2 separate regions of the Homo sapiens genome follow, and region 2 is linked to region 1. Evidence: read pairs that join two places in POLR2A ChIA-PET (ENCODE). Cell type or tissue: GM12878. All regions are shown on one strand.

Evidence for each region. ChIA-PET counts read pairs that join two places held together with the same protein. Peaks named below come from ENCODE experiments on the same cell type or tissue, not always from the same donor. Only the 100,000 strongest peaks of a DNase experiment are listed, where the experiment ranks them.
Region 2: POLR2A ChIA-PET joins it to region 1 with 6 read pairs; 6 of 35 experiments call an interaction of 5 or more read pairs at or near these places.

Annotation. Positions count from the first base shown.
Region 1 is chr7:105,182,685-105,190,684 of GRCh38, forward strand. The region is part of intron 3 of SRPK2 (SRSF protein kinase 2); the gene reads right to left. Among named protein-coding and RNA genes, the nearest start is that of KMT2E, 170 kb to the left of the region's middle. In GM12878, no CTCF peak of the experiment used is centred here; a DNase peak (open chromatin) is centred at 4,837; H3K4me3 peaks cover 681 bases; H3K27ac peaks cover 631 bases.
Region 2 is chr7:105,279,648-105,287,647 of GRCh38, forward strand. All of the region lies in intron 2 of SRPK2 (SRSF protein kinase 2), which reads right to left. Among named protein-coding and RNA genes, the nearest start is that of SRPK2, 110 kb to the right of the region's middle. In GM12878, no CTCF peak of the experiment used is centred here; no DNase peak of the experiment used is centred here; H3K27ac peaks cover 199 bases.

The DNA.
Region 1 (8,000 bases):
CTCAAACTCCTAGCCTCAAGCAATCCACCTGCCTTGGCCTCCCAAAGTGCTGGGATTACAGGCGTGAGCCACAGTGCCTGGCAAGTTTTGACTTTGTTACTTGTAAGGAAAAAATTAACAAAGTATTTATTAGAAGATTTCCCCTTATCTCTTATGACCAGAAGGAGGGAAAGTAAACTACTAATCTAAATATATCCCAAGTAGTATCATATAAAACACTACGAAGACAACTGTATAGGGGAAAAAAAAATCATATTTCTATTACAATGTAAAATTAAAATGTGTAGTACTCAAGGCAAACTAGTAAGAAAGACTGAGCTGTGATAGTATTTACAAGATCCTGAGCCAAGCTATCACGGGATCCACAAACATTTATGAAGTTAAAGTTCACTAAAAGCTCCATACATTTACAAAGCTGGAATCAAATTCTAGACAAAGAAAATTATTTAAATACAAATAAGGATCTCTTATGTTTTTATGACTAATCATCTTTTTTTGTCATTTTAGTGCTATAAGTTTGTAGCTGTGTAAAAAATTTTCTTCAATATACTGATACTGATTTTTCAGAAAAAACCCTAGAGAATAAGAGCTCACAATGCAAAGTCACATTACTATACAAGCCAATAACTAAAATCCTAATCTACATTCTAGTCTAGAACACTCCAGAACCATGTCTCAATACCAAGAGTACTTTAGAACACAATTTTAAATGCACTTGGGGATCAGCAGGAATCCTACAACTGCACAATGGTTAACATATCAGATCGTAAATGGCTAGCGGGTTTTTTTTGTTTGTTTGTTTGTCTATTTTTGTTTTTTTGAGACAGAGTCTCACTCTGTTGCCCAGGCTGGAGTGCAGTGGCATGATCCCAGATCACTGCAATCTCCACCTCCTAGGTTCAAGCCATTATCCTGCCTCAGCCTCCAGAGTAGCTAGGAGTACAGGCATGTGCCACCACACCTGGCTAATTTTTTTGTATTTTTAGTAAAGATGGGGTTTTCACCATGTTAGTCAGGCTGGTCTACAATTCCTGACCTCAAATGATCTGCCCACCTTGGCCTCCCAAACTGCTAGGGTTACAGGTGTGAGCCACCACGCCCTGCGTGGCTGTTTTTAAGAGGCCATGTCTAGAGATTTACTTGACTCTGTAATTTGGGAAACAAGCTGTTTTTTCTCATACACACAAATACAACTAAGTGTTCAACTTCGCTGAATGTATTTTAAGTATACTGATACCCTGTAAATCTCAGATTCCATAACTAAAAAGAGTTAACGTACACTATTACCAATTTTTTTTTTTTTTTTTTTTTGAGATGGAGTCTCTCTGTTGTGCAGGCTGGAGTGTAGTGGCATGATCCCAGCTCACTGCAACCTCCGCCTCCCAGGTTCAAGCCATTCTCCTGCCTCAGCCTCCGGAGTAGCTGGGAGTACAGGAATGTGCCACCACACCTGGCTAATTTTTTTTGTATTTTTAGTAGAGACGGGGTTTTACTATGTTGGTCAGGCTGGTCTCGAACTCCTGACCTCAAATGATCTGCCCACCTTGGCCTCTCAAAGTGCTGGGATTATAGGAGTGAGCCACCACACCTGGTCTATTACTAATATTTTTCCTTTATTTCTTACATACATAATGCCAGACACAGCTATTTCTCTCTTTAGGATACCTTGACAGAATAATCCAAACCACTGTTACAAAATATATGTTGTTATAAAATTTACCCTTAAATTTCTATGGAAACCAAATACACGATCTTTCAAGTCCATTTAACTGTCTAGTTAAGACGCTTAATAGTATTCTATAAGCTAAGTGTCCCAGAGGAATGCTACAGATTTGATTTTTCAGGTATACTTTGTATTTTAATGAAAGCAGTCTGTATGTCTATACAGGCCTCTTCCTTGATTTAGGTTGCTAGAAGCTTTTAACTTCAGTGTTCAAAAGAACAATATTCCCTCAGTGCTTAAATGTATATAACAGTTTGTATGAGATTTGTATAATGAAGGTCAGTTTGGCTGGATGTAAAATATTTGACTGACATTTTCTTTCCTTGAGTATGTTAAATGTACTTCTCTAGTGTCTTCTGGCCTAACATTTTGCTGCAAAAATACTTAATAACAATCTGGTTATCCCCTAATAAGTCATGTGGTCTTTCCATCTAAGAATTTTACCACTTTATCTAGGCTGCAATGTTTATTGGGACTTTATGATAGTTTTTATATATTATTTCTAATTCCTTCTTATTCTTAACCTTCTCCTTGTTTCATGGGCAAAGGAGGAGTAGACATTCTATGAGATCATTAAAAGGACTTTCCTCCAGAATAAAGAACATGAGCTTGAGTACATGAACTTTAGTACGTGAACTTGGACATTGTTTGTATCTGTTCAAAAACTTTGGGCTCATTTCTCGGTTCTTAATTATGTTTCAGATAAATAAATGTATAATATATTGAATTATGAACTGAAGAAACATAACTGATCTTAGAATGAGAAAGTCTTAGCTGAGTCAAAGTAGAATTCAGAAATCAGAATCCACTTAAGACATGAGATTTCTTTTAAAAGAAAAAATTAAAAAAAGAGAAAAAGAAATAAGATTTATATCTAAAAGAAAAAATTCTTAGTAACTAAAAAAATTTAACAATTAAAATAACTCAGAAAACAGCTCTCTGGCTGTTTAAAACTAAAAGCCCTAATTATCCACATTCCAACCTCAAAATATAACTAAAAAATTAAGTTCCTTCCAAAGGTTAGGACCTATTTCAGGCTCCTGCTGTTCATGGAGTGCAAGGGTATATATTATAGCACATATCCATGTCTGACTCATAACTGAAGACATGTTCCCAGGTGTATGTTACGTTCTCTTGTCAAAAAATAATAATAATAATACACTGTAAATAATCTAAATTCTAAACTACTCTAATGAAATTCTTAATTATTCTAAAAAATGAGAAAGAGAAAAAAGGTCTTAGAGACAAACTGACTACAAAAAGAATAAGTAAAAGGTCTCTATGTGGAAAACAAAACTGATTTTTGAGCCTCACTCGAAAGCCCCACCTAGTTTTATAATCCAAGAATAATTCATGCTTTCCAGTTTAATCACCATCAAAAAGTCTAACTCATGCACCAACTTGTACATACTCCTTTGTTAGGCACCCAACATAGCAATTTAGACATACTTAGTAGACTCTAGGCTTAGAAGGCTTATAATCCATGCCAGACAAAAAGAGAATTAGATAAATACATGTCCTAAAAAAGGGGGTTAGTTTACTGTACCTACATAACTATAACTACATATATTTGGAAGTCTGCATCTTTTTATAGATTTTATTCCCCTAGAATGTTCTGGGCTATGGGACGAATATGTCTTTATCAGTCAACTTTAGGTTTAATGTCTGCAAAATAAAGGTTTCATCTTGATTTATATAAGGTATTTTCAAACTACACAAATCTCTATTTCTATGAATGTTGTATCATTTGACAGTAGGAAGAATGCCCTTGCTTATAGGTTTTTACTTTTTAAATTTTATTTTAGATTCAGGGAGTACATGTGCAGGTTTGTTATGTGTATATATTACACAATGGTGGGGTTTGGGCTTCCGGTATACCCATCAACCAAATAGTGACCATTATACCCAATAGGTAATTATCAAGCCACACCACCCTCCCAACTTTGCCCCTTTTGGAGTCCTCAGTGTCTATTGTTTCCATCTTTAAGTCCATGTGTGCCCATTGTTTAGTTCCCACTTACAAGAAAGAACATGCAGTAGCTGATTTTCAGTTTCTAAGTTTTTTCACTTAAAATAATGGCCTCCAGCTTCATCCATGTTGCTGCAAAGGAAATCATTTCATTCTCTATGGCTGCTTTATTGATTTCTTGTTGCTGTATTCTGACGGACTGTGTTCTTCAACAAAGGCCGAAACAGTATCTCCCCAACTACCTGCTCTTCTACTATCCCTTCTACTCTGATGTTCTACTATCAAGAAATGGACTCTAATCATGAAACTGAATGAGCGTCTGATGTGCTTCTAACCAAAAAGAATATAGTGGATGAGACTGTGTGACTTTTGAGGCTAGGTCATAAAAGGAACACAGCTTCCACTCTGGAAGGTGTGTGTTACCTTTGGGAACTCTAAGTTGCCAGGTAGGAAGTATGACTGCTCTGAGGCCACCATGCTCTGAGAAAGCCAAGCCATATGCAAAGGGCATGGATAGGTGCTCCATAAGGCTGTCCTAGTTGTTTATCTTTCTAGCCCAGGGGCCAGATGTAAGCTTTCAGTTAATTCTAGTCCCCAGCCATGAAGCCACATCAAGCCCTTGAGATGTCTCAGTTGAGGCCCCAGATACCGTGAAGCAATGGGCAAGCCATCCCAGCTTTGTCTTTTCTAAATTCTTGATACATAAAATCATGAACAAAATTAAAAAGGGGTTTAAGGCTAAGTTTGAGGATAATTTATTATACAACAATAATCACAACGGTCTTTATTCTGCTCACCACAACAGCTATGCAAAACCTCCTCCTCGGTTCTGCAGGTAAGATGTGCCTTCAATCTTTAAAAGACTGATCAACTAGCTCCAAAAATCACTCATTTAATTCCTTTGTTGCTGGCCTTTCAACTCTACTCAAACCTTATCTCTTCTGCCTAGAAATATGCCCAGATATGTCACACTAAAATAAATGCTTTTTCTTGCACAAATCTGACCCCACTCCCTAGAAGCTACAATCATTTCATTGCTAAATTTCACCGAATAATCTGCTATGCTTTGCTAATATATCCTCACCTTGACATCTGCCTGACTCATCACTGGCCCCACACATGAGTCTCTAGAGAATTCCCCACAGGTAGTTCACTGTTCCTGTCAGCTTTTACCTTCCTGAAACTGAAATTTAGCTTAAACTAAATGCTATTATTAAATCCTTCCGTCTTGAAAACTCTTTTTTTATACCTCAGACCATATAGCCTTGGAAAGACCACCACCATCTCAGTGTGTTACCAACACAGGCAAAATTACTATTGTCCAAGGGAAGGATTTTGGTGTGGGTGTCTGACCAGACGTTCAGGTTTAAAGTCTCATGGTGAATATGCGTGGTGTAGTAAGCAGAGCTGAAGAGGCCATTGACAGGATCAATCAAAGGTTTTTTAAAAAAATAGGTAAAACTCATTCATTATAATAGAATTACAGAAGCAAGTAAGTCACAAGAAAAATAAACATAAAAGGGACAAAGGTGAGTAAATTATAACCAAGATAGGATTGCTGGTGGGAATATACAGTGACACAGCCATCTGGGGAAATAATCTGACAGCTCCTTAAGTGATTACCATATGACCCAGCACTTCCACTCCTAGATACATACCAAAGAAATGAAAACAAATGTACACTTTAACTCATATACAAATGTTCACAGCAGCATATTCTCAATAGCCAAAAGTGATAACAACCCAAATGTATATGAACTGCTGTGATACATCCAGAAAATGAAATATTAATCATGAAATGAATGAATAAAATACATGGTATAACAAGAATGAATCTTTAAAACATTATAAGTAAAAGAAGCCAAACACAAAAAGTGATGTATTGTGTTTGTTTATATGAAAATGTCCAGAATAGAGACAAAAAGTAGCTTAGTGATTGCTAAGGGTTGTAGAGGGGAGGAGAATAGGGACTGGCTGTCAATGGACAGTCATTTCTTCTGGAGAATGATGAAAATGTTCTGGAATTTTAAAGTGGTGAGTTGCAAAATTATGTGAATATACTGAAAACCACACAATTGTACCCTTTAAAGCAGAGAATGTTATGTTTGCAAATTATATCTCAATTTTTTAAAATGTATGAGGGAAAAAATAGCATGTTTTCAATTACTGCTTCCTAGTCAACATAAACCAGACAAAAAATCCCCAACAAAATCTGGAACTCCATTACTTCATTTCACTCTTTTCAATTCCAGGTTAAAACAGGATCCAAAACAAAGAGGAAAAAATTTTAACAATTCTACTGAATCCAGAACATCAATGTTAAGGAGTGAAATCTGAATAAAGAACTCTAAGAATACAGTCCATTTTTAAATTAGCACCAAATGGGAAATAAAAGAGAAAAGATATTACTCGTAACAGGTTCTGTTTGTAAATGTTTTTAGAATACTACCTTAGATCCCAAATAAGAATCAAACATGCCTGGGCCCTTAAAGAGAATTGGTGGATAGCCCCAACTAACAAAAAGACTTGCAAGAGTGTTCCAGCTTTTAGCTGGGAGCATAAAAGGAAAAAAACCCTTATGCTACAGTGAGCCTAAAGGGGGTGGAGGGAGGAAGGGACAGAGAATGAGCTAAGAAGAAGCCACCATGTTAATTGTCGACACTTTCTAAACCCAGACTCCAGCCCTTTCCTCAGCTGCTGCCAAGGGGCTCAGTACTTCTGGGAAAGCTACAGTCACACTGGGGAGAGGCCCTCACTTCATCCAGCAACTTGCACTGCATCCAACAGCAGCACCAGCCCCGCCACTCGCCCGCACCACAGCCCCTGAATTCGCCTGCATCTACTCCACCCTCATTCTTCACTATGAACGAGGTGACCGTCACAGAGGATAAATCAAGGCCCTAATTAAAGTAGGTGGTGTAAATGTTGAACCTTTTCGGCCTGGTTTGTTGGCAAAGGCCCTGGCCTATGGTGACATCGAGAGACTCATCCTAATGTAGGGGTTGGTGGACCTGCTCCAGCAGCTGCTGCTGCATCAACAGTAGGTCCTGCCCTGTCCAGAGCAGCTGCTCCAGCTGAGGAGAAGGAAGTGTAAGCAAAGAAAAAAGAATCTCGGCCGGATGCAGTGGCTCACACCTGTAATCCCAGCACTTTGGGAGGCTGAGGTGGGCAGATCACTTGAAGCCAGGAGTTCTAGACCAGCCTGGCCAAAATGGCAAAGCACAGTCTCCACCAAAAATACAAAAATTAGATGGGTGGGCTGGCGGATGCCTGTAATCCCAGCTGCTCAGGAGGCTGAGGCACAAGAATCACTTGAACCTGGGAGGCGGAGGTTGCAGTGACTGGGTGACAGAGCCAGACTCGGTCTCCGAAAAGAAAAAGATAAAGAAAAGGAAAAACAAAGAAGAATCTGAGGAGTGTGATGATGGCATGGGCTTTGGTCTTTTTGACTAGAAGTTCTTTTATAACTCTTTTTACAAATTTTTAAAAAATTAAACTGGACTCCAGGGACCAGTGGGTGAGGCCACTGGCTATAGGGGTGGTGGGCACGCTGTGGCGTGATGGCATGGGGCTGTTGCAGACATATGAACTGGTCTCTCACCACTGCCATGCCACACAACTGTGCTCTGGCACTGAGTACAGTGGGGACAGCCTTGTGGCAGAACGCCACAGCATTCTCTTAGTGGGTAATGGCAGCACCAGCAGGAGCAGGCCAGGAGCAGGAAGGAGGATCACAACAGATCACACATGGGGACTCCGGTCTGGATCCTGCGCTCCCTCTGGCGACTTCCAGATCCAAAAGGGCAGATTATGCAGGGGCTGACAAGTGAGGACAAGAGCCACTGACATCTGGAATGACTGCAAGTATGACTGCCCATCTATATTCAAACAATATAAACTTTGGGTTACACAACTGAATGTGTTCAGGAATGTGTCATTCAGAATAACACCACGGCTGCCATCTCAGTCCACTCTAGGTCAAAATGAACACATATCTTGGTTGCTCTCCTACCTCCTTGACTGCTATGTCTGTTTCTTGTACGTGTTCCTTTTCCTCTTGCATTCCATTAAATTTCTCAAAGGCTTGTCATTGAACAGCCTCTCTGCATCCTTTTTTTGTTTGTTTTTTTAAACCACTTACCATTATATGATCTGTTTTACCTATCAAATCTATAATATCTGTGTAAGGTTTGGGAACAGTCCACCAACTGCCTTCCCTTCTGACATGAATCACAGAGTTTGGGGGTCCCAAAGACCATCCTCACGTTCAATAATGTGCCACACTGTTAGACTATCAGGTGTGGCCCA
Region 2 (8,000 bases), 97 kb after region 1:
TACAACAATGTATTAAATAAATTTCTAATTTTATTAGCCTCACAATTACTCCCGTTAGCAATGAAATGTGGTGAAACCAATCTCTGAAAACTATCTAAAGGTTTCTCACTATGACAAAGTATCATTAATAGTTAATCCAGCCCCTCAACAGAACAAAGCCTCTTTTACCCTGACTCTGTCAAGTAGACAGTAGAAGTAACACAAGTTCTTAGATAACTGTGAGCTGTTACCAAACTCAAGGTGAAACCCAATGCTGTGTTCAGCAGGAGGCCAAGTTTTAAAGCTTTTCCTGCATTATTCTTAATATATGAATATCATTTATTTTACTGATAAAATACATAAATTTTACAGATTATATCATAGAGTAATATTCAGAAAAAATAAGTATTTTTATAATCTTAAGAGACAGTTTTTTCATACCAGATATTAACAGACAACTGAAACTACTTGGTTCACTGATATTGGGATGTACAAAGTCAAAAATTAAGCTGAGCGCAGTGGCTCACGCCTGTACCCCAGTACTTTGGGAGGCTGAAGTGGGCAGATTGCTTCAGGTCAGAAGTTCGAAACCAGCCTGGATAATATGGTGAAACTCCATCTCTACTAAAAATACAAAAATTAGCCGGGTGTGGTGGTGCACACCTGTCATCCCAGCTACTGGAGAGGCTGAGGCACAAGAATCGCTTGAACCTGGGAGGCAGAGGTTGCAGTGAGAGCGAAGACTGAGATCACACCACTGCATGCCATCCTGGGTGACAGAGTGAGACTGTCTTCAAAAAAAAAAAAAAGTCAAAAATTAAGATGTTATTATTTATTTTATTATTATTTGCAATTTTTGCATACAAACAACTGTGAATTCACCAAGGCAATGAATGCCTGATTTCTAACTTCTTTGGTAAGCCAACACCCACTCAAATCATCTCAAAAACAAACTTCATTATGTTAAGAGGTGGTAAAATGATTGTGGGAGGCTATTTACATGTATAAGAAAACAAGTCATTAAAAAAAAGGGGGGGGGGGCCGGGCACAGTGGCTCACCCCTGTAATCCTAGCACTTTGGGAGGCCGAGGCGGGTGGATCACGAGGTCAGGAGATCAAGACCATCCAGGCTAACACAGTGAAACCCCGTCTCTACTAAAAATACAAAAAATTAGCCGGGCGTGGTGGCGGGCACCTGTAGTCCCAGCTACTCAGGAGGCTGACGCAGGAGAATGGCGTGAACCCAGGAGGCAGAGTTTGCAGTGAGCCGAGATAGCGCCACTGCACTCCAGCCTGGGCGACAGAGCGAAGACTCCATCTCAAAAAAAAAAAAAAAAAAAAAAAAAAAAAAAAAAAAAACCTTGTTTATAAGGCATAAGAGTTAGTGCCCCTAACTCTCAACTTACATTAACTTTCAACCCATTTCTTCCTTCTTTTTTTTCTTTTTGTTGTTGTATTTGTTGTTTGGTTTTTCCCCCGCTTTTTCTGAGACAGGAGTCTCTCTAGGTCGCCCAGGCTGGAGTATAGTAGCGCGATCTCAGCTCACTGCAACCTCCACCTCCCAGGTTCAAGTGATTCTCCTGTCTCAGCCTCCCGAGTAGCTGGGATTACAGGCACTGACCATCACGCCCAGCTAATTTTTGTATTTTTAGTAGAGATGGGTTTCACCATGTTAGCTGGGCTGGTCTCAAACTCCTGACCTCAAGTGATCTATCCACCTCGGCCGCCCAAAGTGCTGGGATTACAAGCATGAGCAACCACGCCTGGCCTCCTAACTTTCAACTGCAAAAACCGCAATTACATTTGCACCAACCTAATAATTTCCATTTAACATGCATAGAAACTAAAAGTTAAATTTGCTCAAGACTCCAGCGCTACCCACCAGTTGCAGTGGCACATGCCTGCAGTCCTAGCTACGTGGAGACTGAGGCAGGAGGATCACTTGAGCCTTGAAGTTTAAGGATATAATGCACTATCATCACACCTGTGGATAGTCACTGCACTCCACCCTCAGCAACACACTGAGACCCTGTTGCTAAGGTAAAAAAAAAAAAAAGATCCCAAAGCTAAACAGTTTCACTTACAAAAGCAGCAAAAAGAATAAAATATTTACAAATAAATTCAACCAAGGAAGTACAAGGCTTGTACACTGAAAACTATAGAACACTGTTGAAAGAAATGAAAGACCTGAATAAATGGAAAGATATCCTGTGTTCGTGGATGGGAAGATTTAATATTGTTAAGATGGCAATATTCCCCAAATTAATCCACAAATTCAACATAATCCCCCGATAAAAATTCCAACTGCCTTTTTTGCAGACACAAACAAGCTGATCATCAAATTCATGTAGAAATGCAAGGTACAATGAATAGCCAAAACAATCTTGAAAAAAGAAAAAGTTGGAGGACTCACACTTCGTAGTCAGTTTTGGCTTCAAAACTGACTACACAAAGCTATAGGAATGAAAAGTGTGAGGAAAGAGGCCTAAGGGTGGACATTTAAATCAATGAAAGATAACGGAAAGTCCAGAAATAAACCCTCACATTACAATCAAGTGATTTTTCAACAGGGTGCCAAGACCATCTAATGGGAAAAGAATACTCTCTTCAGCAAATGGTGATAGACAACTGGATATTCACATGCAGGAGAATGAAGCCAGAGTTCCCCTTCACACCATATACAAAAATCAGTTCAAAATGGATCAAACAGCTAAATATAAAGGCTAAAACTATTAAACTCTTAGAAGAAGACATAGAAATGAATCTTCATAACCTTAGAAGAGGCTACAGTTTCTTAGGTATGACATGAAAAGCACAAGGAATAAAAGAATAGATAAATAAACTTAACATCATAAAAATTAAAAACATTTGTGCATTAAAAGACATTATCAAAGGGCCAGGGGCAGAGGCTCATACCTGTAATCTCTGTGCATTGGGAGGCCAAGGTGGGCGGATCACTTGAGGCAAGCCTGCCCAACATGGCAAAACCCTGTCTCTATTAAAAATACAAAAATTAGCCAGGTTTAGTGGTAAACATCTGTAATCCCAGCTACTCGGGGGACTGAGGCATGAGAATCACTTGAACCTGGGAAGCGGAGGTTGCAGTGAGCCGAGATTGTGCCACTGCATTCCAGCCTGGGCAACAGAGTGAGACTCTGTCTCAAAAAATAAAATACATTAAATTATAAAATAAAATAAAATGCATTATCAAGAAAGTAAAAAGAAAACCCACAAGATGGGAGAAAATATTTGTAAATCACGTAACTGATAAAAAAAAAAACTAGCATCCAGAATATATAAAGAACTCTTAACAATCAATTTAAAAACCCAACAACCCAATGATAAAGTGGGCAAGGGATTTAAATATACATGTGCCAAAAGAAGAAAAACAAGTAGCTAATAAGCACACAAAAAGATGCTCCACATCATTTGTCATCACACAGAAATGCAAATCAAAGTAACAGTGAAATACCACTTCACAACCAAGAGGGCTATAATCGAAAAGACAGATAATACCTATTATTGGTGAGGAGACAGAGAATTTCGAGACTTCAGGCATGGCTGGTGGGAAAGTTAAATGGTGCAGCTTTGGAAACACGCTGGCAATTCTTACAAGAGTTACAGAGTTACCATATGACCCAACAATTCTCCTCCTAGGTATATACCCAAGGGAAATAAAACATATATTCTTACTCTTCACACAAAAACTTGTACACAAATGTTCACAGCAGCATTACTCATAATAATCAAAAAGTGGGAACTCATATGTCCATCAATTGAGGAATGTTAAATAAAATGTGGTATATACATATGTAAAAGAAAGAGTACTAATACATGCTACCGTATGGCTGAACGCTGAAAACATTATGCTAAGTGAAAGAAGCCAGGCACATAACAAATATTATATGATTTCATGTGTGTAAATTGTCCAGAATAGAGAAATCCATCAACACAGAAAGTAGATTAGTGATTGCGGGTAGGGCAGGGTGGGAATGAGGAGTGTTTGCTAACACAAAGAGGTTCTCTTTGAGGTGATGAAAATGTTCTAGAATTATGTAATAGTGGTAGTTTCAAAATATTGTGAATATGCTAAAAGCTATTAAATTGTACACTTTAAAATGATTAAAACCGAGGCAGGCAAGTCGTTTGAGCCCAGGAGTTCGAGACCAGCCTAGGTAACATGGTGAGACACCGTTTCTACAAAAAATACAAAAAAAAAACTAGCCAGGAGTGGTGGTGTACGCCTGTGGTCCCAGCTACTCAAGAGACTGAAGTGGAGGCTGAGCCCAGAAAGTCAACGCTATAGTGAGCCGTGATGGTGCCACTGCACTTCAACCTGGGAGACAGGCTGGGAGACAGGGACCCTGTCTCAAAACAAACAAACAAACAAAAAATGATTACAATGCTGACAAGTTACTTGGGCGTTTTTTGTTTGTTTTTTTTGTTTGTTTGTTTTTTAAAGAAAAACTGCAGAGCTAGTATGTAACTAAGCCAGGATAAGAAACCGGGGCGGTCTAACACCAAAGCCTAAATCCACAGCTGTGCTGCCGAGCATGAAAGGAGATAGTTATCAATCTGACCAGGGAAAGGGAGTGGTCATCAAGGTCATTTGGGCTTGGTTATAAAGGTCAGAATGACTTTGCCAAGTGAAGAAATTAACACTGGGCCCACTCCAAACAGAAAAAAATGGTACATGCAAAGCTACAGAGAACCTCTCGTGTACGCCATCTTAGTGGTTTTGGTGGCTGGCATGACTTAAGCAGGTACTGGTAAGAAATGAAGCCAGAGATAATGGCAGAGCTGTTCCCAGAACACCTTCTGTGCCATACAAAGAAATCCTACTTTTAAGTATGGCAGAAACATAACCAACTATACAGTCAAATTTAAAGATTCAACAGGTGATTGAGATTTAAAAGCAAAATTAAAAAATCTTATATCATGCTGGGGGAAAAATATTAAACTTCATGGAGCTATTTATAAGGCTTGTCAATTCACCACAATTCATTTTGTGTCTGTACTCCCACACAGTACCCCTCAGGAGCTTTGCCAATTATCACTTCTCTCATTTGTAAATCCTAAAATTCTCACCTCGAGCATCAGTAGTCCCTTATTTCTACAAAAATATCTTTCACTGCAGCAAGTAATAGTAAAATCTACTTTCAAGACTTTGGTGCTTTATACAATATTATGAAGTACCACAAACACTTCAGCCAAATGGGCTGGGTCTACTTTATTCCTGTCTTGCTGTTTGTGAGGTTTCCCACATAGGCACCAACTAAAAATCTAAACTCGTTCTTCAATTTAATAAGCAAGAATCAACATACAGGGTCTTAAACACAGCAAGGACATACAAGAGTCTTAGCTTTGTTATAATAAAGTTACCCTGAGTCAATATTCCAGGATCCAAGTTCTTCATTTTTATCAGCTTTGGCCATGTACTGAGTTGCTGGTTTCCAATCACACTGAAACAGTATTTTGGCCAGGTGCTGTGGCTCCAGCCTGTAATCCCAGCACTTTGGAAGCCCGAGGCAGGAGGATTGCTTGAGCCCAGGAGTTCCAGACCAGCCTGGGCAACATAGCGAAACCCTATCTCTACAAAAAAATCAAAAATTAGCTGGGTGTGGTGATGCACGCCTATAATCCCAGCTACTCGGGAGGCTGAGGTGGGAGGATTGAATGAGCTGGAAGGCAGAGGTTACAGCAAGCCAACATCGTACCACTGCACTCTAAACTGGGCAACAGAGTGAGACCCCGTCTCCAAAAAAAAAAAAAAAAAAAAAAGGAAAAGGAAAAGAAAAAAGAAACAGCATTTTAAGCATGAAACAGTGCTTGACATTAAAATATCAGGATAATAATTGTATTTCAAATAAATTATATGTGGTTTAGATATTTGTCCACTTCAAATCTCCTGCTGAAATGTAATCCCCAGTTTTGGAGGTGGGGCCTGCTGGGAGGTGTTTGGATCACGGGGACTGGGATGGATCCCGCATGAATGGCTTAGCATTGTTCCCTTGGTGACAAGTGAGTTCACATGAGATCTGATTGTTTAAAAGTATCTGGCACTTACTCCCGCTCTCTCTTGCTCCAGCTCTTACCACGCAACCCATCTAACCACCTGCTCTCCCTTTGCCTTCACCATGATTGTAAGGTTCCTGTGGCCTCACCAGAAGCAGATGCTGGACCCATGCTTGTAAAGCCTGCAGAACCGCGAGCCAATTAAACCTCTTTTCTTTAAAAATTACCCAGCCTCAGGTATTCCGTTATAGCAATGCAAGAACTGCCTAATACAAAGTAGAAACAGAAACAACAAGCATTTTACACCAGTTACAATGTATCAGACATGCATCTATTTGCTTTACATATAATAATTCTGTTGATACTCCCATATCCCTGTAAGATAAATACTATCGCATTATCTTCATTTTACAGGAAAACTGAGGTACAAAAAGGCTAAGCAATTTGTCAAAGATCACAGAGCCACTGTGGTAGAGGGAAAATCTGTACCAAGACAGTCTGTACATAGGGTTTGGGTTCTAAGCCACTATGTTCTATGCATCTCCACTTTCAAATGTCCTCAAATTTTTCAATGACATTCCTTTACATTCATAATATTTGTAAAAGCTATGATGCAAACCTACAAATCCAGTCGTATTCAGACTTCAAGTTTATAATCTTGCTGCTCCATCCCTCTACAAATAATTTCTTTTGTCCTCTCTGCTAATCTTAAAACAATTATTTATTAGATTTACTATGCTAAGTGTTTGGAGGGTAAAAGTCATTAACATATTAACTGTCCATAAAGAAGATCAAAATTTTTTGCTATATTTGACCGTAGTTTATGAGGTAAACTACATTTAAGTTAAGCGCTGGGTAATTTGGGCATTCTAAGACAGTCTCAGAATGCATCCTCTGTATTTAATTTTACTCTTCATGCTAAAGGACAGCTGTACTGATTTACAGACCAACGAAATCACTCTCTGGGGGTGGTAACACCTAAAAAGTTCCATAAGCAATTCTGATGCACAGCCAGTATTGAGATCACTGGTTTTACTTACACTGGCACTCCCTAACTAAAATGACAATATTGCAAATGCATAATTCATTTTACAAACAATTAGTCAATCATGCCAAACACTATTCTACTTATTGATTTAAATATGAAGAATGCTGGCTATGTATGCTCCAGCAATTCCTCTCCCAAATCTACCCTAGAAAGACATTTACACGTGGCCTAGGAGAATCACACAAAGATGTTTGTCACATTGCTGTATGCAACAGCAAGTAATGAATAGCCGTGCAACTGTCAGATGAACTATGGTACATTCATAATATACAGCATTTGAAAAGGATGCAGGCCGGGCGCGGTGGCTCACGCCTGTAATCCCAGCACTTTGGGAGGCCGAGGCGGGCGGATCACGAGGTCAGGAGATCGAGACCATCCCGGCTAAAACGGTGAAACCCCGTCTCTACTAAAAATACAAAAAATTAGCCGGGCGTAGTGGCGGGCGCCTGTAGTCCCAGCTACTTGGGAGGCTGAGGCAGGAGAATGGCGTGAACCCGGGAGGCGGAGCTTGCAGTGAGCCGAGATCCCACCACTGCACTCCAGCCTGGGCGACAGAGCGAGACTCCGTCTAAAAAAAAAAAAAAAAAAAAAAAAAGAAGAAAAGGATGCAGAAGATCCACATGTACTGATAAACATATCCAAAACATAACTCTCACAAAGTAGCTTGTAGAATACCCAGAATATACTATCATTGTTATAGATATTTCACAGGTACATATACATGTGTATATACATGTAAAATATATTCTTAAATAACTAGGAAATGGCTGGGTGCAGTGGCTCACGCCTGTAATCCCCACACTTTGGGAGGCTGAGGAGGGGAGATCACTTGAGGTCAGGAGTTCAAGACCAGCTTGGCCAAATGACAAAACCCCGTCTCTGTTAAAAATATAAAAATTTGCCAGGTGTGGTGGCACATGCCTGCAATCCCAGCTACTTGGGAGGCTGAGGTAGGAGA